Regions from separate parts of the Homo sapiens genome. Here all the other regions are linked to region 1. Evidence: chromatin loops called from intact Hi-C (ENCODE). Cell type or tissue: heart left ventricle. All regions are shown on one strand. Each heading gives the region's core, and the rest is flanking DNA. Links, peaks and the distances in the headings are about the cores only. Region 1 has its middle 25 kb from the start of FGF14. Region 2 has its middle 31 kb from the start of MIR4705. Region 3 has its middle 6.0 kb from the start of FGF14-AS2.

Region 1 (6,756 bases), core at 665-5,664:
ATATCCGAAGACATTTTTCAGTTATCATAATGGAGTGGGGATGAGCACTGATGGCCAGGGATGTGCTAAACATTGTACATCATGCAGCACATCCCTTCCCAAAACCAAGTATTAACCAGCTCAAAATGCCAATAGTGCCAAGGCTGAGGAGCCCTGGCATGGAGTGAGCAGATTGGAAACATCAGAATAATTTGGTATGGCCCTAGTCAAACATTCAGTGTTTGAGGATGGAAAAACCTATATTGATCTCTAACTTTTCCTTTGTTATACTTTCTCATTCCAGAGAAACAATTGTTCAATACAATCTGTGCGTTTCATAGATATTCTTGGTTTCCTTTGTCTGAGTATTAGTGGCAGAATTTCTTCAGCTCTCCTAAAAATACGTTTAAAGTTACTAACAGCACCATTACACAAACTCGTTTTAATGATTAGAAATAGCTTAGTAAGCCACAGGCAGCTTACTAAACAATCTCAGTCCATTTCTTACTTTATTTTTGTCTGACTTTCCATGGTCCCAAGAGTTACAGCACATCCTTTCTGTCCATTATCTCTGACAGTAAGCCTAACTCCTACCTTAAGTAAGGTTGAGTGAAGATGTTACACTTAGGCCAGGAAGCCCCAGGGTGTTGGGTTAATGCGAAATCCTAAAATGCACCACTGACCATGGTTATTAGATTTGCATCTTGAGTAACAAAGTTCTGTAAAAATCTCACCAATGTGCAGTCTTCTATCCTCTTCCTTGTTTCTAATTCACAGACTGTAAATGTCAATCTGTTTTGTATACCTGCATTATCCGTCTGAACCAGTCTCACTATCAGAAGGATTCAATATGGACATTCTTTGTATTTAATCTAGTTTATTGGAAAAAAGTTAAAGTCAAAAACCACCTCATATTAAATAAAAACGAGACAAAGAAATGGCATGCTTTAGAAAGAAATAGCATGAATGAAAGGGTCAAAAAGTGAAAGAACCATGATATACAAGAGAAGAAGGAAAAAAAGTAGTTGGAGAAAACAATAAAATTTTGCAGACGGATATATTACAACAGACAGAACAAGGTAATTCAGAGAGCTCTGGGTGGGATGCAGAATCCTTTGCTTCTCTTTTCTCCTTAACTGGCAAAATGGCCTTGGCCAAGTCACCTCTCTGGACCTGCAAAAGAGGACTTATCTTGAATGATCTGGCTTCAAGTCCTTCTAAGCAGTAAATCCCTAGTTGTATCCATGCCTTGGGTTGGCTACTGAGAAACTCAAGGATCACACACTGAAATAGGCAGGCTGTCAAATACAAGTCGAATACAGGAGAAAGTGAAGAACAGTGTTTTAAAAGGGTGATCGGGAGGTCTCCCAAAAGAGGTCACCTCTTCCTCTGGAAGTATGCAAGAGGTGGCGGTCAAGGGAGAGGAAGGGAGGCTCAAGCATTCAATAGAGCCTTAATTCTCCAGTGGGAGATGAATGAGAAAAATATCCCCTGTGCACACCTGTTCTTTCCAAGGTGAATGGGAAAGAGTACAGGCAGAGAGGGTGGCCTACTTTCCATTCTTCAAACATGAAAAGCTTGTGCTCGCCTTGAGGCTTTTGTACAAATTGCTTTTTTCTACTTGAACTACTTGATAGGGTTGACCCTGTCCTTTCATTCAGGTTTCTACTCCATATCACCTCCTCAGAAAGGCATTCCCTACCCATCCAATCTAAAGTAACTGACAATCCACAGTAACCACCTGCACTCTTTAGACCTCACCTATTTTCTCTGTCTGCTCAAGTCTTTTGTCAGCATATCTCATTTTGATTTTTGTCTTTATACATTTGATGATCAGTCTTCCTCCTCTACAGTGTAAATTCCATGAGATCAGGGGTCCCTTAGGTTTTGTTCATTGCTCTATTCCCTGCTCCCAGCACAGTAAAATTCAACAAATATTGAAAGAATTTTTTAAAAAATATTTTTCATTCATAAGCAAATTTTTCATATGCAAAATAAAATTTGCATGTGGAAAGATCTAGAAGACAGAAAATGAAAACAAAGTAAGTTAAGAACAGATAGAGTCTTTTGGGGACATCTCTAAGACTTAGAAAAAAAAACAAGTCTTGATCCTGCAGGTCAAGTGAAAACCTGAAGGGTCACAGAAGAATAAACACATGAGCTGAAAAGAGCAACATTGCGGAGCGATTTATGTTTTCAAACTACTCAGTCCTGATGTCTAGGACCTTACAGCTCCAAATCTCAAAAAATGGGATTCATCACAAAGCAAGGACACAGTGAGCAGAGATGGAGTCAACACCTTTTCACAAAATTTAACAATCATCATCGATATGCACAGCCTTCATGTGTAGTGTATGCTCCCAGCTACAGCTGTAGTTACCCAATCTCAAAGCAAGTAAACAGCAAGATTCCACACTAGCTCTTAACTGGCCAAGCTATATTTCTATAACTAGAATTGCTATTTGTGGATTTCCATAAGTTATAATAACACGATAAGACCACTTTATCCATGTATTCTAGTGACTTTTTCTTCCTATAGCAAAAAGAAAAATACATCTTTCACCATTTACAAGTACAAATTTCAAGGAGAAATTTTAAAAGGAGAGTAACAAACTGTCCTGAGTTGCAGCAAGACTCCTGAGAGTTCCATTTCCTGGGCCCTCTGCTGCCTGTTTTTGGCATTGAACCCAGGAATCTTTTCTAAAGCACACAGAAATCTTGCAAAAGAGGCCATTTCTAGTTAGGCTTTTGTCCAACTGTCTAGTTAAATAAATTAAATTCTTAGATTACAAAATGTGCTTCAAAGGTTTAACAAATTGAAATGTCCTTAAGTATTTCAAATAAATTAAGGAAGAATTCCCATTCCCATAGTCTTCTACTTTCCTCTTCCACACCTATGATGAATGTCCTGAAAAGAATAAACCCAGGTAAATTTTTGGCGAGTAATTGTTTTAAATGATGACAAAACTTAGTTGCATCATGGTAATCATTTCTTTTGCTTATTGGGTAGCATTAAGTACAAACCTTAGTTTGTAAAACTATATGTTTTACTCTCTTAATATTTTAAACCTCAACTATCTTAATAGGAATTGTTACTATGTTGTTTTCTTAGGTTTAGAGAGGCAAATTGATTGCTGATCAATCATTAATTGACTATTGGGCTAATATAAAACTAATATTTTTCTCTTAAATAATAATGGCATCTTTTCACATTGCATGCCTTAAAACCCTTACCTGAGAATACATCCTGGTGAAAGTAAAATGTTATTCCTCACATACAGCAACTGTGTAAAGTGTGGTGCAATTATCTGATTTGCCAGCAGTGGACACTGTTACTCTAGTTATCACCATCGAGTAACTAGAGAAAAGCCTGTTTAGTGTCTCAGGAAATGCCTTCTCCTTATTCCCTTAGACAGAGCAGAAGCCTGTAACATAGGCAACTATTCTGGAAAAACAACAAAATAAATTCTAGAAAAAAAATACTAGTGTTATTCTTGAACATGAAAATATTATTAAGAAATAATTTTTCACAGTTAAAAATTTAGTACTCATTTGATTTTGTCTTTTTAATTTATGGAACAGATCTATTAGCTGCAGAATGTCCAATCATCATCATTCTCCAGTGTATCTTATGCATCTGCAAATTATATCTCTCTGAGAAAACACTGACAATCAGTGAAAGAAACAAACTGAGCTAAAAAGCAGTGGTCCGCATCAGTTCTGGCTTCCTAGGAACTAGTTCTGCAATTCTGGGCAGATTATCATTTTACTCTGATCTTAGTCATCTCCTGTCTGTAAAAGAAGTAGCTAAACTAGAAAATGGCCAAGAACTCCTACACTGGTGTCTGTGTTTCTATGACTCTCTCAGGATAGACTAGAGCTAAAAGCCTTTGCTTCACTTGTATAATCAGGTAAGGTGTTAATTGTTTAATCTCTAGCCAGAAAATAACTATATAAAACAGCTCTTCCTTCCTTAATGAGGCCAGAAGCATAGGCTTCAGCCCTCAGGGTTGGCATTATGGAAATCAATCGGCAGAGCTAATGAAAACCAGGCAGTGGGCTCAAAATAGAACCCCTCTTAATCCCCACTTTCTGCCCTGCACAGCAGGGGGCCTCAGCTTCCCATAGCCATGGTGTTTACTTTGTGTCAAGCAAGTATTAGTATTAATCCCATTTTAGAGATGAGGAAACTGAAGTACAGAATGCTAATAACTAGTCCATGGATAACAACTAGTAAATGTAGGATCTGAATCTTGTAACTAGGCAGTCTAGCTGGAAAGCCTATACTCTTGAAACTACTAGGTTCACTCTTCCGGGTTCCATACTGACTCTCAGTATAATACTCTCCTGTTTTAGACTTAACCGTGTGTCTGCTACCATCTACTAGATTGTGAATTGCTTCAGAGTAGAAAACCAGAGAGGCATGGTCGAAAGACATGGATATAAACCAGTGGTTCTCAACTCCAAGTGATTGCCACCCCCAGGGGTAATTTGGCAAAATCTAAAGACAGTTTTTGTTGTCACAAGGGGGAAGAGGTGTTACTGACATCTAGTTGGTAGAAGCCAGAGATGCTGCTAAACATTCTACAAGGCTCAAGACAGCCCCTCACAACAAAGTATTATCCAGGTCTAAACATCAATTGTTGCAGGGGTTGAGAAAAGCTGCTGTAGAATAAGAGAAGCTGGGTTTGAACCCCGACTCTGCCACTTACCCGCTGCATGCATTCAGACACTTGCACAAACTCCGTAAGCCTCTCAATCTCCTCCCTTAAAAATGGCAAAAGGCTGGGTGCAGTGGCTCACGCCTGTAATCCCAGCACTTTGGGAGGCCGAGACAGGCGGATCACCTGAGTTCAGGAGTTTGAGACCAGCCTGACCAACATGGAGAATCCCTGTCTCTACTTAAAAAAAAAAAAAAATATATATATATATATATTCACAAAATTAGCCAGGTGTGGTGGCGCATGCCTGTAATCCCAGGTACTGGGGAGGCTGAGGCAGGAGAATCACTTGAACCCAGGAGGCGGGGTTGTGGTGAGCCGAGATAGCACCATTGCACTCCAGCCTGGGCAAGAGTGAAACTCCGTCTCAAAAAAAAAAAAAAAACAAAAAAAAAACATGGTAAAAAACAAAACCACTTTCAGCAGACAATTATGGTTGTGAGGTGGATTAAATGCTTTTAGACTGTGAAGTTGTCTGCATATTTTCAAAGACAGTGCCATACTGCAGAAAGAGCAGAAGTTTTATGGCCAAAGAGGCATGAATACTTAAACTTTCCAAGCCCAGTTTTCTTTATCTATTAGAAAAGAGGAATGGATAGGGAATTTCTACTTTATGGTCTTCCTCAGGATTAAATGAAGTAATGCAAAGATTATATCATTGTAATGTTTGTCACAGAACACATCCCTAAAAGTGATTATTTCTGTCCTCCAAAGTATTTACATATTATTTTTTTCTTTTGGTCAATCTTGTATGCAAACTCCACTCTCTGCAAACAACATTCCTTCCTTCCCAAACCAAATCCAATTGTGTTCTATTATCTAAAACTTTATTTATTAAAACAGATGTCAGGTTAGATCTGACTTGAGGGTCATAGTTTGCCAATCCCTGAGTTGGACTATCAAATACGTATTAAAGATTAAAACTTAATTACAATATTAAAGCTCACTATTTATACCCATGTTCATTGCAGTATTATTCATAATAGCCAAAACGTGGGAGCAACCCAAATGTCCATAAAAGATGAATGGATAAACAAAATGTAGTATACACAGGCAAATCAATATTACTCAGCCCTAGAAAGAAAGGAAATTCTGACTCATGCTACAGCATGAATGAACTTTGAGGACATTATGCTAAGTGGAATAAGCCAGTCACAATAGAACAAATATTGAATGATTCCCCCTTTATAAGGTACCTAACATAGCCAAATTGATAGGTACAGACAGTAGTATGGTGGTTGCCAGAGGATGGAGTGGGGAGGGAGTGGAGAGTAAGTGTTTAATGGGTTCAGAGTTTTGGTTTTGCAACATGAAGAAAAGTTCTAGAGATGAATGGCTGTGATGGTTGCAAGACAATGTGAATGTACTTAGCATCATAAAACTGTACACTTAAAAATGGTTACAGGCCAGGCGCGGTGGCTCACGCCTGTAATCCCAGCGCTTTGGGAGGCCGAGGCAGCAGGTGGATCACCTGAGGTCAGGTGTTCGAGACCAGCGTGACCAACATGGAGAAACCCCATCTCTACTAAAAATACAAAATTATCTGGGTGTGGTGGCGCATGACTGTAATCCCAGCTACTTGGGAGGCTGAGGCAGGAGAATCACTTGAACCCCACAGGCGGAGGTTGCAGTGAGCCAAGATCGTGCCATTGCACTCCAGCCTGGGCAACAAGAGTGAAACTCCATCCCAAAAAAATAATGGTTACAATATTAAATTATGCATGTTTTAACACAATTTTAAGAAAAAAATAATTGAATAAAAGGGCAAAAAATAATCCAAACACGTAAGTCTTCACTTGCTCTACTCCTGTTGTATTTTATATGAACTGTTAGAACAGTTAGCCATACACAATTGCTGCTGGAGTTGGGGGAGACCTCTATCTTGGCAGGGATGCTGGTGGACCGTGGCAAGAGGCTGAACCTCTGGGCCTGCACCTCGGCCTGATAAAGCAACTCTTGTGTCTGCTACTGCCCTCCCATGGTCACCCCATATTACAAACACTGCCTCAGCAGCCTGTTTCCCTTCTGCCTTCCTTCTGTCTGCACTCCCACAAAA
Region 2 (6,756 bases), core at 566-5,565, 72 kb after region 1:
ATTCCTTCCCTTTTCTTACTTGATTATACCTGGGAGAATAAGACTTAAGTGTCTATTCCTAACGCTGCAGGAGTATGAAGCTTATTCATAGCTGAGAGCATAGAGAGCAGCTCAGACAAACCCAGGCAGGATCACTTCAGAATGCCTTTTGGAAGATGCTTTGCCATACGCAGGAGTATGAAGCTTATCCATAGCTGAGAGCATAGAGAGCAGCTCAGACAAACCCAGGCAGGATCGCCTTTTGGAAGATGCTTTGCCATACGCAGGAGTATGAAGCTTATCCATAGCTGAGAGCATAGAGAGCAGCTCAGACAAACCCAGGCAGGATCACTTCAGAATGACTTTTGGAAGATGCTTTGCCATACAGGGAGTGGCAGTCTTTAGAAGAGGGTTTCTGGAAGGATCACAGAAATGCGACCACAGAAGTGCAAAGTCTCCGGTCATCAAGCTCTCAGAGTGTTCTCTGCAACAATGTGACAGGGTATAATGATTCTATAAATACTGATCTCCAGCTCACCCATCTGCCAAGGAAATATTTTCCCAGCATCTGAATTAAGTGGAGAACTGCTTAACTAAAGGACAGATGAAGCAAATCATCCATCTTCAGCGATCACTCATGGCTTTGTTCATGAATGGTAATTTGTGGTAATAAATTCGTTCTTTTATTTTTGCTACCCAAATATGTTTGTTTGTTGAGATTTTTCTAGGTTTAGCTTGGAGACCAAAATGAGGGACAGGAGTAAAATATCACTGTCTTTTATCATGCTGCCACTGAGGGAGATGTCACATTCAGTTTTGAACAGTCCCTAAACTTTAAATATAAACTAATCAATTTGCCGATCCAGTGACCTGAAAATGCCTTGTGGAAATGGACAGAAGAGAAGGAGGGGCTGGGGGTGAAGGGGCAGAGAAGAAAAGATCATGGTCTCAGCTACACAAGCCATGAATATTATGAAAATTAAAATTTCATTATAATCATAATATTTCTCACTCCTGTGCTTGAGTCTGGAAAGAGAAATCAAAGTCTTTAATGCTACGGTGACAAGTAGTTACTCTCTGGTAACAATCTAGATTTCCTAGCAGGCCTTTGTTATGTCTGGGCCTTTGGAGAATTTTTCTCTAGATTATTTTGTCTGTGTCTGAAAGGTTCATACACATGCTCCTGCCAAAGCTTGTCATTTGGGGGTCATTTTAGTCACTGGCAGGATATAGCTAGACAAACATGAGGCAGCTGATAAAGGACAGGCAATGCCAAAAATTAAGGTCTTTCACAGTAGATTTCTGTTTGCAGTGAAATGAAATAGACTCAATACCAAACAAAGCAAAACAAGTTAAAAGTAAAGTTGTGTGGTCATGTAATATCTTGAGTTTTTGGAGTGTGACAAAATGAAGATGGTAAGAGAAGAGGAACCCCTCCCGCACTGGGGCTTGTGAGGATAGAGAGCAGCTCTCCCGTGGCACTGCCTCACTTTCTATTTTCAGCCTTTCCATCCATGCCCAGTACTGGCTCACATATGAAACCCGCCTCTTCTGGATGTCTGAGCCCCCTTATTAATCTCATCTCTGTTTATTCTCATAAAGTGATGCCAAGTGATCACCAATGGAGTTGATACAAGCCGGGGTATTCATGACTGCTAATGGGGTGATGAATTACCCATTCAAAGCATCTCCTCACCAATTTTAGTAAAAAACATAGATACTAACACAGAATCATGTAGTCCCAGCTACTCGAGAGGTTGAGGCAGAAAGATTGCTTGAGCCCAGGGGGTGAAGGATACAGTGAGATATGACCATGCCACTGCACTCCAGCCTGGATGACGGAGCAGAACCCTGTCACACACACACAAAAGAAACAAACAAAAAACACCAGAGATAAAAAGAAGTAGGACAGGGGAAAGAGAAGAGCAAAGAAAAAGAAGGAAATGATGTAAAAATTAAATGCACTCAGCCTTCTACATGTAGTATTTCCTGCTCAGGTGTGCTAAAATTTAATTTAAAAATTGGATCAATCATAAGCCTTTCTGAGAAAACCATGAGAATAAATGTTAAAAATACAGATATTTTAAGAAAATTACTGATTGCATGTATTACAGTTTTTCTAAGGATTATCTTCTTGGAAGAAAACACTGTCAAATGGTATTTTAGGTTTCTGTCACAAATTTTGAGGTGCTCACAAACTAACTGCTGTCTCGCTATGGAGCTGTTTAAGATGTTCCCCACTGAAACATGAATTTATAAATAAACAGATGAATAAACCCAAAGGAATTGTGCAATTCTTGAATAACAGAATCCATTGGCTGCACAATTTGACAATTTAAACACAATGAGTGATTTCCTAGGCTTAATCAGCCTTCCTCCCAATCTCAGAAGCGTAAGGTTGCCTGGAAGTGTTTATTTTTCATGTTTATTTGTTTCATATTCCCCTACTACCTACTAGGCTTGATCATATATGACATTTTATTTCATTGTTCGGACAATTGTGTCAAATAAGCATTTTATCTTTATTTTAAAACCAAGGATATCTTTGGGTGGAGAGATGACAGGACTTGCTTAGAGTCTAACAGCTTGCAAGAGGCATAATCAGGTTTAGAGCAGACGTCTTCCAATAGAAAGAGCACAAAGGAGGTCAAATGCTAATGTTCAATGAGTGATTTCTATATGTCAGGTACTTTTAATGTACTAATGAATTTAATCTTTACAACAAATTTAAAAATCTATAAAAGTATCATTTTAAATAAGAAGATAATGTGGTATGGAGTAGTTAATGAACATTAAGGTCAAACAGGTAAATGATGAGGCCAAGACTTAAGCCACAGCAGCCTGGCCAAGTTGGAATCACTATTCATAGTACCTGAACTGAATAGTGATGTACACATTGTGCACATGTACCCTAAAACTTAAAGTATAATAATAATAAAATTAAAAAAAAAGACTTCTAAACATTTTGGTTGACTAACATAGCTGTAATGCAAAAAGCAACTTTTAGTTAATTTTTAAATGAAAATTTTTTCCACTAGTGTAACAACTCTATAATATTCAGTATAATTTCACATATGTATAGATTGACCAGAACCAGGCATATTCCTAATAGTGCACGGAAAAAGCTAAGTATAAAAGATAGCCAGGAAGTGATAAGATTGTGTCTATATTTTAAGCATCATCGCAAGTGCATTGACTTGGATCCCAGGTAAACTAAAGCAAACAAAAATGATAAGCAATGCAGAGGAACCAATTATCGAAAAGTGATTTACATTCAATTAAATCAAGAGTTACATTCAACTTTTTCCTCAGTCCACAATAGTTGGAAATTTGAATTTAAAAAGACATATAATGGCTTTTGATTATTCAAAAACACAAGTCTTCCATTTTCTACTCCACAGTCACTTATTTCGTATGTAAATGATTATTTCATAATACAGAACAGCTAAAAACACAATAAATAAAATATGACAAACTTATTTTTTTATATTAATCGCCATGGTTCTTTGTTGCAGAAAAAAGATGGAAAGAGGGCATGAGAATTAAGAACGGTCATGTGTGTAAAATATGGTTGAAGTCTAGATTCAGTCAAAAAGATTTTTCTATTCTGCTAAACATTCATTTATTTATTTATTCATTTTGAGACAGAGTTTCATGCTTGTTGCCTAGGCTGGAGTGCAATGGCACAATCTCAGCTCACCGCTGAGTTCAAGCGGTTCTCCTACCTCAGCCTCCCATATAGCTGGGATTACAGGCCTGTGCCACAACGCCTGGCTAATTTTTGTATTCTTAGTAGAGATGGGGTTTCACCATGTTGGCCAGGCTGGTCTCAAACTCCTGACTTCATGTGATCCACCTGCCTCAGTCTCCCAAATTGCTGAGATTACAGGCGTGAGCCACCGTGCTCAGCCTGCTAAAATTTATGAGAAACATCAGCAGAATTTATACTTTGTTTACATTTCTAGATACTTTTATTTACCACGCATCTGTCTAAATAGAAAAAAGCTCTGCTTTCGTATCACCAAAGGAATATATATTTTTAAAATCTGTTAACTTATTTCACATTGTCACAGGCTCTACACTTGAAAATGTTTGATTGTCAAAAGATCCATAGTAGAAGAATGAATTTAAAAAACAGTTACCTTTAGACTAGCAAGAAAAATGTATACTATCAATTATACATTAATTTTTCTTATCAACCATTGTTCTTAGCAAAGAAAGACTGTAAAGTAAATTCTTTTCAAGAAAATTCATGGTAGGCTGTTTCTAAGTGTTCACTGGATAGGATATGTGGACTAATCATTACACATTCCTTTCTGCCCATCAAACATGGAGGCAATGCATCAGTGTCATGTCCAGACTGTAAACTCCCCATGGGGTCAAGGCCTGGAGGATAGGGTGGTAGGAACAAAACTGTCTCCTTCTGTGCTATTTTTCCAAAGATCCTAAAGCAGCCTTCCCAATAAAATTAAAAGCTCAATGCATGCTGTTACCTAAATAGAAAAAAAATCGACTTAAAGACACAATATGCATTTCTCTCCCTGGATATAGTCTTAGTTAAACTTATATTTTCAGCTTCAATAGCATTTCAGCAAGTTTTGTGCTATCTATTAAAAAATTGCAAAAACCAATAGAAATACTCTCCAAAATTTAATGTATTAGTGCTCAAAACTAGGCTGAGAGATTAGAGCACTATTATCAGTCTCTTAGGAAGAGAATTTTATGAATTTGGTATAATATCCCTTCTCAATAAGAGACAATAAAATTCATGAATTTTCATGAATAACAACTTGCATTTGAGTGGCCAATATACGCCAAAGCATCATTTTAAGTATTTTAGTTCATTTAGTCATCAAAATGACCTTAGGAGGTAGTTTAACTGTAATCTACATAATTCCCATTTTACAGTTGAGAAAATTGTGGTTTAGGGAAATTACAAAAACAAACTATTTTCTCTTCCTGCACCACAATATATATGACTATATGTATTATAAATTTTAACTAACCTGCTATCAGGATAATTTGAAAAGATTTTTAAAATTTTAAATATAATGCAAAATAAATATTTTAAATTTTAAAAATTAAACAAGGCCACTTAGAACAAACAAGGAATAATGTGAGACAACTGAGATTAGTTAATTGCTATAGCTGATTTTTCTAAAAATTTTTATTGTTGAACCAGAATTAATACAAATACCTAGACCTAAACATAATGTGAGCTGTATTGTACAGGTCTTAGAACCAGATTACATAGTAATATTTTTCTTTTATTTTCCAAAGGCAAAAGATTTAATATAAAGATTCAAGATTCACATCATGACAAATGATACAAATTTATGAAATATCCTTTCTTCTTCCTCTTTTTGTATTTTTTGTAGATGGTTTCACCACACTGCCCAGGATGGCCTTGAACTCCTGGGCTCAAGTGATCCATCTGCCTTGGCCTCCCAAATTGCTGGGATTACAGGTATGAGCCACCAAGCACAGCAGTGGCTTTTTCTATTTTAACTAACCTTGCCATCTTTCCCCCTGTGCTTCTCTGTTACTGCCCCCTCCTGTTTTCCTGCTACATTGACTGGTTATATTGACAGGTGTGCCCCTCCCCCAGTAGCATAGGATGTTTACTCTTAGACAAGCTAGGACAGTATAAATTCTAAAAGGACTAGTCAACTGCAGTAGTGAGATGGGGGCAAGAGGCAAGTAGAACAAGGAATTCTATCTGTAACTGACTGTGAACAATCAACTGAAATAACTAACTACCTTCAGACCAGCCTGTTTTTTTTAACATACACTTTAACTTTATTAACATCTAGGTAACATCTGTAATATTCCTTGCTCCTCATCCCCAAGTATGCTGCTAGCTGTCCATCCTTCTGGGTAGAAGTGTATTCTCCAGTTTTACTTGTTGATTTTTGGATGTGTGCTGGGGGAGAAAAGCATATTGTGTTTATAGTCACCCTAGACTGCTAAAGTATATTCTCCAGTAATTAACTCAAAGTGGCCATATGTGAAACATAATCTCTAAATTCTTCAATATCAAAAAATACCTTTGTTTTATCCCTAAAATCAAATGCTAGTTTGGCTGGATATAGGAATCTAGGATTAAAGCCTTTTTCCTGCAGAACTTTAAAGATATTGCTCCATTTACTGCTAGCATCCAGTGTGTCCAGTGATAAGTCTGCTGTCAATCTGATTCTTGTTCCTTGGTAGATTATTTCTCTTCTCTCTATAGAAGTCCTTATTATTTTCTCTTTATCATTAGAATTCCAAAATTTCACCAAGATGTGTCTAGGGTCAGTCTCTTTTCATCAATCTTACTAGGTACTCAGCAAGCACTGACAATCTCAAGACTTGAAACTTTCTTTAGTTCTGCAAAGTTTTCATCAATTATTTCCTTAATTATGTCCTCTGCTCCATTCTCATTATTCCGTTTTCCTGGAATTCCTATCAAATGAATGTTGGAGCTTCTGGATCTATCCTCTCTATCTCTTTGCCTTTCTTTATTAATTATCTTTTTGGTCGTTTGGACTGTATTCTTAGAGAATTCTTCAATTTGATCTTCTAGACTGTTCATTCTTTCTTCAAGTATGTCCATTCCGCTACTCAGATCATCTACTGAATTTTTAATTTCCAACACTCCTGGATGGGAACTTTTCAAATTTCCAATCTCCTTTTTTATCTCTCTGATGCTATTAATCACACTACCTCTCAAGTTTTCCTCTATTTCCTATGTTAAGTCTGCTTCTTTGGATGTCAGTTCTTCTGTTTCTAGAGTTC
Region 3 (6,756 bases), core at 764-5,763, 460 kb after region 1:
ACCATGACAGCCCTAGATGTAAAGCAAGTAGCTTTTTAAAAAAACGTATATTTAAATGAGTAACAGTGGCATACCAGGTGTTTTGGCACCTAAAACAGCTTAGTGAAAGGCAAAAGCAGAGCTGAAAGGCAGCCAGACAAGTAGGAAATAGAAAGTGATCATGGGTCCTACCAAGCCCTGCATGTTCCACCTCAAAGTTACACGACAGAGCGGGAGACTGAGTTCAGAAAAAGAGAATTGATGGAATGTTCTCAGTGTGCTGTGCAGAACTAGGTCTAGGGCGTCTGCTTCGTACTAACACTGGGCACTGACATTTGTACTCAATAAAATCCTCTTAGATTATGATTTATCTTAAAATCTGTGTTTTCCAAAATCCTACCAAGCCATGGAAGTTTGGGGATATCCTGTGTGTGGTTGAGTGGGTATATCTATTTGAGGGTCTGTGGCTTCCTTTGCTTGTTTTACATTATGTGCCTGAAGAGACAGCAATGACATGACCTTAGTATTTATGTTTATTGTGGATTTTCTTTTTTCAACCACACTTCTTTCCTTAGTACCCTTGGCTTAAAGTGCAGTGACCTAGATTATTTCCAGAACGGGCCTATTATATACATTGGTCAATCCAAACTATCATACTGGTTTAAAGAAACCTATGAAGCCTCCTTCAAGCAAAATAAATGCCTTGGACTTAGTATTCCCTATTTAATGATTTGCCTAAAATAAAGTCACCTTGCATGACTCCTACAGTGAAAGTTGAAGCAGGTAACATTTATTCTAAATGCATAGCTGTTGCTCTGCTAGGAAAGTAGGACATTTAAGAGTGTGTGTGTGTGTGTGTGTGTGTGTGTGTGTGTGTGTTCTCTGATAATAGTTGTTAGACTGGGTGTTTTAATGAAGATAGCAAATTTACTTTATATCCAGGACTTTTAAGCTATTGGAATTTATTTTAAAAAGCATATATTGTGCAAACACATTTTTCATGTTCTCTTCCAGTTAAATTTTACATAAAACAAGCCCAAAACACTATTTAATGAAGACCTCTTATATAAGTATTAATAATGAGCTAATCAATAACTTTTGGGTAGATGAATAACTTTGTCCTTAAATTCGTAACTCTATTTTCTGCTTATTTTCACACCAACTTGATTATATAGCGGTGCTCTGAAATTCCACGAATGCTTGAACCACCTACACTTGTTGACAGTTTAGCGAATTGGAAATAATCAGTAAATTATTTCATAACTTCCAAAGATATAGGAAGGAAAATTAACCTATTATTTATCTCTGAAATAAGAATAGGTGCTTTACACCAAATTCACTGGTATTTGGCAGTATTCTCCCAAGTTTCTTAGTTTGAAACCAGTTAATTGTTCTCTTTTTAAATTTAAGATAACATAATAGGTAGTAGTCAATCTGTTCCTTTTGGCTGTAACAGTTAAAAGAATTTTAGTGTTTGTTTCATTTTAATTACCCAATTAACTTTTTAGTTCTACTGCTATTTTGGGATCAAAAACCTGCAAAAGATTTTAGGCTTTATGTTACTAGCAGGAGAATGGAACTCACGAAGTACAATAGTGAAAGGGAATGGCTTGGCATGGGTTCGATTCAAGCTTAACAGGCTAAAACTTTTAGAAGGTAAGATAAATAATGTGACACATTAATGTCCCATTTAAATATATATATTATATATATGTATAATATATAATATATATATATACTAAATGCTCCAACTCCCTGGTTGGAACTCATATCCCTGGTTATCTAACACTAAATTATCCTATTAGAATAGTTGGTAATGTTCTTAGATACACTTTGAGTTAGCCCATCAATTCATACCCAAATACTTTAGCATTCATAAGCTGCAAAATGAATTGTTCTAAAAATAAATTGTCATTTGTTCCACAGTTTCCAAAAATGCCTTGGAAGGGGGGAAAAACTATTCCAGAGAGATGAAAGTGGGTGGGATGGAGGAAGTGTAATAAGATTGTGACTCGTGTATAGGGAGAAATTTAGTGTTTCCGGTAAAATTGTTTACAAAAAAAATTATAAAGGCCTACAAAGAAACTTACTGTTCTGTGCTAAATTATTTCCCACTCTCCAGTACTATGGAAGGACTGACTTCAAGGTCCCTAAGACAAATGGTCACATCTAAATAAAAAATGTTTTTGCACTATTCCTTTCTCAGAAGAGAGTTAAATCTTTTCACAGAAAGACACAAGAAGGGTTCAAAAGACCACCATTTTTGCAGTGTAAAGCAGTCACCCCTGCCCTTCCCACTGCAGCCCTTGGCCTTTCTCACTTTGAGAAGTCTTGCAAAAAGGGTCTTCATATTAGGCTGTGAGATAGTGTTGCAGATGTAAGTTGGTTTTGTATGAACCAAGCGTCAGCAAGTTTTAGGTTTGATGTCGGGGACTTGGAGTACATCTTGGGGTACACTTCATAGCTGAATTAGACATGCGGGTGGAAAGGTGACAACACTGTTTTCCCCTTGGGCAATTCTCAGGTTGGTGTGTCGTTTCAGAGTTGCTAAACGCTGAGGAGTTAAGAAGAGAGGAGGGTAAAAGGACGGAGGAGGAGGAAACAGATGGGGTGAATAGAAACGGTGTAAGAACTAGAACACAGGGAGGAGGACTCAGGGCAGAGCCCAGAGCCCACTGCAGCACCGAGTCCACGGAGCAGCCAGAGGCTACTACCAGAGCCTCAATTGCCACCCCAAAGTACCAGCTGGGGGCAATCTTCTCCGCCCCAGCATAGGAGCCTCTGCCCTTTTAGACTGTCTAACAACTCGCAGTTTCTCCTTTGCTGCAGGAATGGTGGCCGCAAACGGTCTCAGCCTCCGCACCCACCGCCTCCGTCCCCGCCCACCCGCACCTCCTCCTCCTCTGCCTCGCGCTGCACCCGCAGGCGGCAGACCCCTCGGAGCGCGCCACCCCAGCTACGTTGCATTGGCAAGGTTCGGAGGCTGGAGGGCAGCAGCCACTTGCTGCCCCAGTCGCTGGGGCTCTGGGTGCCAGTGCGGCCCCCGGCAGAGCCCAGGGCGTCAGGGAGGCCGTGGAGAGCCATGATCTACTGCACCGCAGTGCCAGCGTCAGGAGCTTCCAGAGCCCGGGCTGCCACTGCGGGACGGCCGATCTGCCCGCTCCCTCCTTCAGACACAACCCCAGACAAAAACAGCCGGCCCCGGGTCCCTCTCCACCCTGAACGGAGCTAGGGGACGCCACACACTCCCGGCTGCCAGCGTGAGCGGTTCCGGGAAAGGCTGCGCCCAGCCTCCTCGCCAGCGCCGCCGCCACCACCATGCAGCCCTCCAGCCTGCCTCCCCTGGGTTGCTCGCCCACAGCTCCGCGGCCGCCCCCAATCGCCTCGGACTGAGACGCGGGGACGGGAACCCCTGGGATCCGACTCCCCAAATCAGATGCATTTGCATTTCTTATGTAATGTACTGCAAGTTCCCTTGTTGGAGCCCTTTGGAATCGGGGCGCATGATCACCAGTAGGCTTAAAAGCAGGAACTCACGGCCTGGCTCATCCCCACCCCTGGCCCTGTGGGACCCCGACGCAGGGCTTTGACACCGCTTTCTAAAGGGGGGGACTTCAATTACAAATATTAGAGGGGCTGGGCTTGTCCTCTCAGTCTGGGGTTCCCTCCCGGCGCAAGCCTTGCTCAAGTATTCCCGGTGGCAGGATGTGTCAGAGGCAGACAGGGGGAATGAGTTAATGCTCGGGCACCCGGAGCTGGACGGGGGAGGGACGCGGGGGCTGACGGAGGAGCGGGGCCGCGAGGGAGGGGGCCTCTTTTACTTTGGTAAAGGTGATCGTGGTGGCGAATATTGTGCAAGCTAATCAGAAAGTCTAGAGCAGGTTCTCGGAACCCAGCTACGTCCCTCGAACCTGCTGCAGAAGTAAGGGGAGCTCGCGGTTCTTTTTCCTGGCAACTACCGAAGCTTCAGCTGCCTGGGGCACAACCTTAAGCCATAGCCCTTCACTATTCCACCAAACATAGGCAACCAAATACATTAAAAAAAAAAAAAAAGTTTCCTCCTCCCTCCTAGTGATGGATTGTGTCACAGCCAAGGGATGCCAATAATGGTTTTGGGGTTCGTAGACGCCGATCCAGCTGTTACTTGTTTATTCATGCAACACCTCTATATGCAACACTGTCCTGGTTCCTGGTATGTTTCCCCTGCCTTCCTGCATAGCAGAACTGCAGATCTAGCTCGATGAGCAACAGACAGGTTATTATGAGGAAAAACATAACATGATGCATGTTTCGCTTACCAGTTGGGTTCTTGTTTTTCTTAAGACTCTTGCCACAAAGACACTGCAGCATATGCGTTCCTTTGCTGAAAATGTTCCAAAGAAACCACATTGATTTGGGCGAAAAGCAATCCAGCAGCTTAGACACCCTGAGAAAGAAGAGATCCTTGTGGTTGCATAATAATAATTTGAAATCAGTTCTCCTGAAGAGGGGCACCGGTTTTACCATAGGAAAAACGATAATATTCCGGATCTTCTCCCAGTTTTTTCCCCTCACGTGGTATATTTCTTTGAGACTTCTCAGTGATTGTTTGTTTTCGGCCAGGGTGAATGATTTATCCCCCCTCGATCACCACCGGATTATTACCAAAGGGTTGGAGAAAAAATCCTTTTTCAGCATGAAGCCAAACAGAAAAGCAAAGAGATCCCAACTGAGATCAAAACTAATCAGGGAGAACAGTAATGCACAAAAGATCCCCAAAGAGAAAACCATAGCCTTTTTACTTGATCGCTATGAGGATGGGTGGATCTGCAGAAGGCAAAGCAGGATTCATCTTACTGAGAGAAGACTGCCATTGTGTAGCCCCTAGGAGAGAAGGAAAAAAAAAAAAAGAGGAAAGAAAGAAAGAAAAAAGAAAAAAAAAGAAAAAAAAACACCACCACACACACTCACACACCAATACCACCTCCGAGATTGAGTCTGACAGCCGAAGACAGAGCCTCCCTTCTCCCAGTGTCGATTTTTTTTTATAATCAATCGCCAGTGCTCAGTGGGATCGGTTTGAACCTGCAGTTCTCAATCACCACGAAGAAAAGATGCAAATTTAGGTGCCCCCTCCCCTTGTCAGTCTTGTAGTAGGTAGAGAGCGCCACAAATCCCCTTCCTCCTTCCTCTCACTCTTCCAGTTTCCAACAACCGTGAGCATGAGGAAAATCTCCCCTCCGGATTCCTCGCCCAGCCTCGGATGTGAGTTACAGGCATTAGAGGGAGGAGGAGGAGGAGTTGAAGTTTGCATTGAAAAGACTGGCTTTCCATGACGTAGCCACGTGCTTTCAGACCCGTCACCAGTGAGATGCTTCAACCAGCCCAGGGAGGGCAGTGTCACTGCAGTCTCTCTGCTAGGGCCCCTCCTGAAGTCTCCCCACCCGCCAGCTCCAGCCCCAGCCCCAAACCCAGACCCAACGCGCGACCCTCTCCCTCCTCCGCCAAGCGCCAGTCAGCCTGCTGTTTGCTCTTGGAGCCAATCTGACAGCCTTCTATTAAAAGTGAATTTTGAAAAGTAAAAATTAAAAATTATAATGAGTAAACCTTAGAAAATGCATGTTGGGAGGTTGGAGGTGGGGGGGAAATAAAGAGAAAAATGGGTTTAATGCTTCTCCACCCAGCCAAAATCAGTTCCACCTTCACATTTTCAAAAGCAGCATATAATGCACCTAAAACATTAAGGAAAACTCAAGTTCCTTTAATTCTTATTATTGGACTCCTACTTGAGGGGCTGTTTGAAAAATGTAAACTAGATATATAACAGATATTACCAGAAACCGCCTCTTAAAAGGACAACCACTAAAATCTAGGTGGCAAACTGTACTTTTGTGGGGAGGGTCATGTATACATGAGAAAATGTATGCCTTTTATAGACAACACGTTACCTTTAAATAATTGTGCAGAAAGTCCCTGCTTAAATCACGCCCTAATTCTTTGCATGTTTCTGCACTCATTAATTGAGCTAACATTAAATTCACCCTCATTTACTTCTCATCTGCACATCTCACCTACACTAATCCAACCTAACAAAACAGGCAAGTTTTCTATTTTCACCAACATATAACCCAGCTTCCTACTTGCCCAGAAAAATCAAAGGATTTCAGACCAAGCTGTTATTTTATTTTATTCTACTTGGAGGAAAATACAATGTGCAAAGTGATACAAACAATTACAAAAAATAATATAACAAACTCCAGAGTACCCGCTACTCAAAAGTAACTTAGCATTTCATCATATTTTTGAGATAAGGATTTTAAAGAAGTAAAACTGACCACTCCCATTCTCTGTAGGTAAATGAATTAAACTTATGCCAGCTTATTTCTATTTTTATAGGTAAACTGACATAAAAATTTTAACTCTAATTTAAATATATATATTTAGAAGTTTCTTCATAATTTCAAAAAAATTAAAACTACTGCCTCTACTGCATGGTATATAAACTTAGATGTCGATTTATATAGTTGAGGATTGATGGAAAAGACTGATTTGATTTTAAAAGTTGATTTAAAGAAAATCGACTAACTCCTTGATTATCAGTTGTCAAAAAACAAAAAATGGAATAAACATCTTTACCACTTTTAGAGTTTTCTATTAGTTAGGATGCTAAAATTAGCATTGATATCCTGACCTTCTGGGAAACATCAGTCAATTCTAGGTAAGATAGAAGAATTTAAAACCAGTAAATCCCATAAAGGTTAAGACATTGGAAAGCTATATCATGATGGCCTTGATGTG

What was found. A loop is a pair of places that touch in the nucleus more often than their neighbours do. Peaks named below come from ENCODE experiments on the same cell type or tissue, not always from the same donor. Only the 100,000 strongest peaks of a DNase experiment are listed, where the experiment ranks them.
Region 2: it touches region 1 in a loop (2.0-fold over the local background); 3 of 110 quality-filtered maps call a loop at or near these places.
Region 3: a loop joins it to region 1, with 4 times the contacts of the local background. A loop is called at or near these places in 9 of 110 quality-filtered maps.

What each region holds. Positions count from the first base shown.
Region 1 is chr13:101,938,930-101,945,685 of GRCh38, forward strand. It overlaps a transcript of FGF14 not described here. Among named protein-coding and RNA genes, the nearest start is that of FGF14, 25 kb to the left of the region's middle. In heart left ventricle, for the core only: CTCF peaks have their summits at 3,293, 4,069 and 4,269; no DNase peak of the experiment used is centred there.
Region 2 is chr13:102,011,318-102,018,073 of GRCh38, forward strand. It overlaps a transcript of FGF14 not described here, the pseudogene L1TD1P1 and the pseudogene RNY1P2. Among named protein-coding and RNA genes, the nearest start is that of MIR4705, 31 kb to the right of the region's middle. In heart left ventricle, for the core only: no CTCF peak of the experiment used is centred there; no DNase peak of the experiment used is centred there; H3K4me3 peaks cover 185 bases; H3K27ac peaks cover 2,141 bases.
Region 3 is chr13:102,397,194-102,403,949 of GRCh38, forward strand. It overlaps a transcript of FGF14 not described here. Among named protein-coding and RNA genes, the nearest start is that of FGF14-AS2, 6.0 kb to the left of the region's middle. In heart left ventricle, for the core only: no CTCF peak of the experiment used is centred there; DNase peaks (open chromatin) are centred at 2,908, 3,168 and 5,438; H3K4me3 peaks cover 3,742 bases; H3K27ac peaks cover 2,035 bases; H3K27me3 peaks cover 905 bases.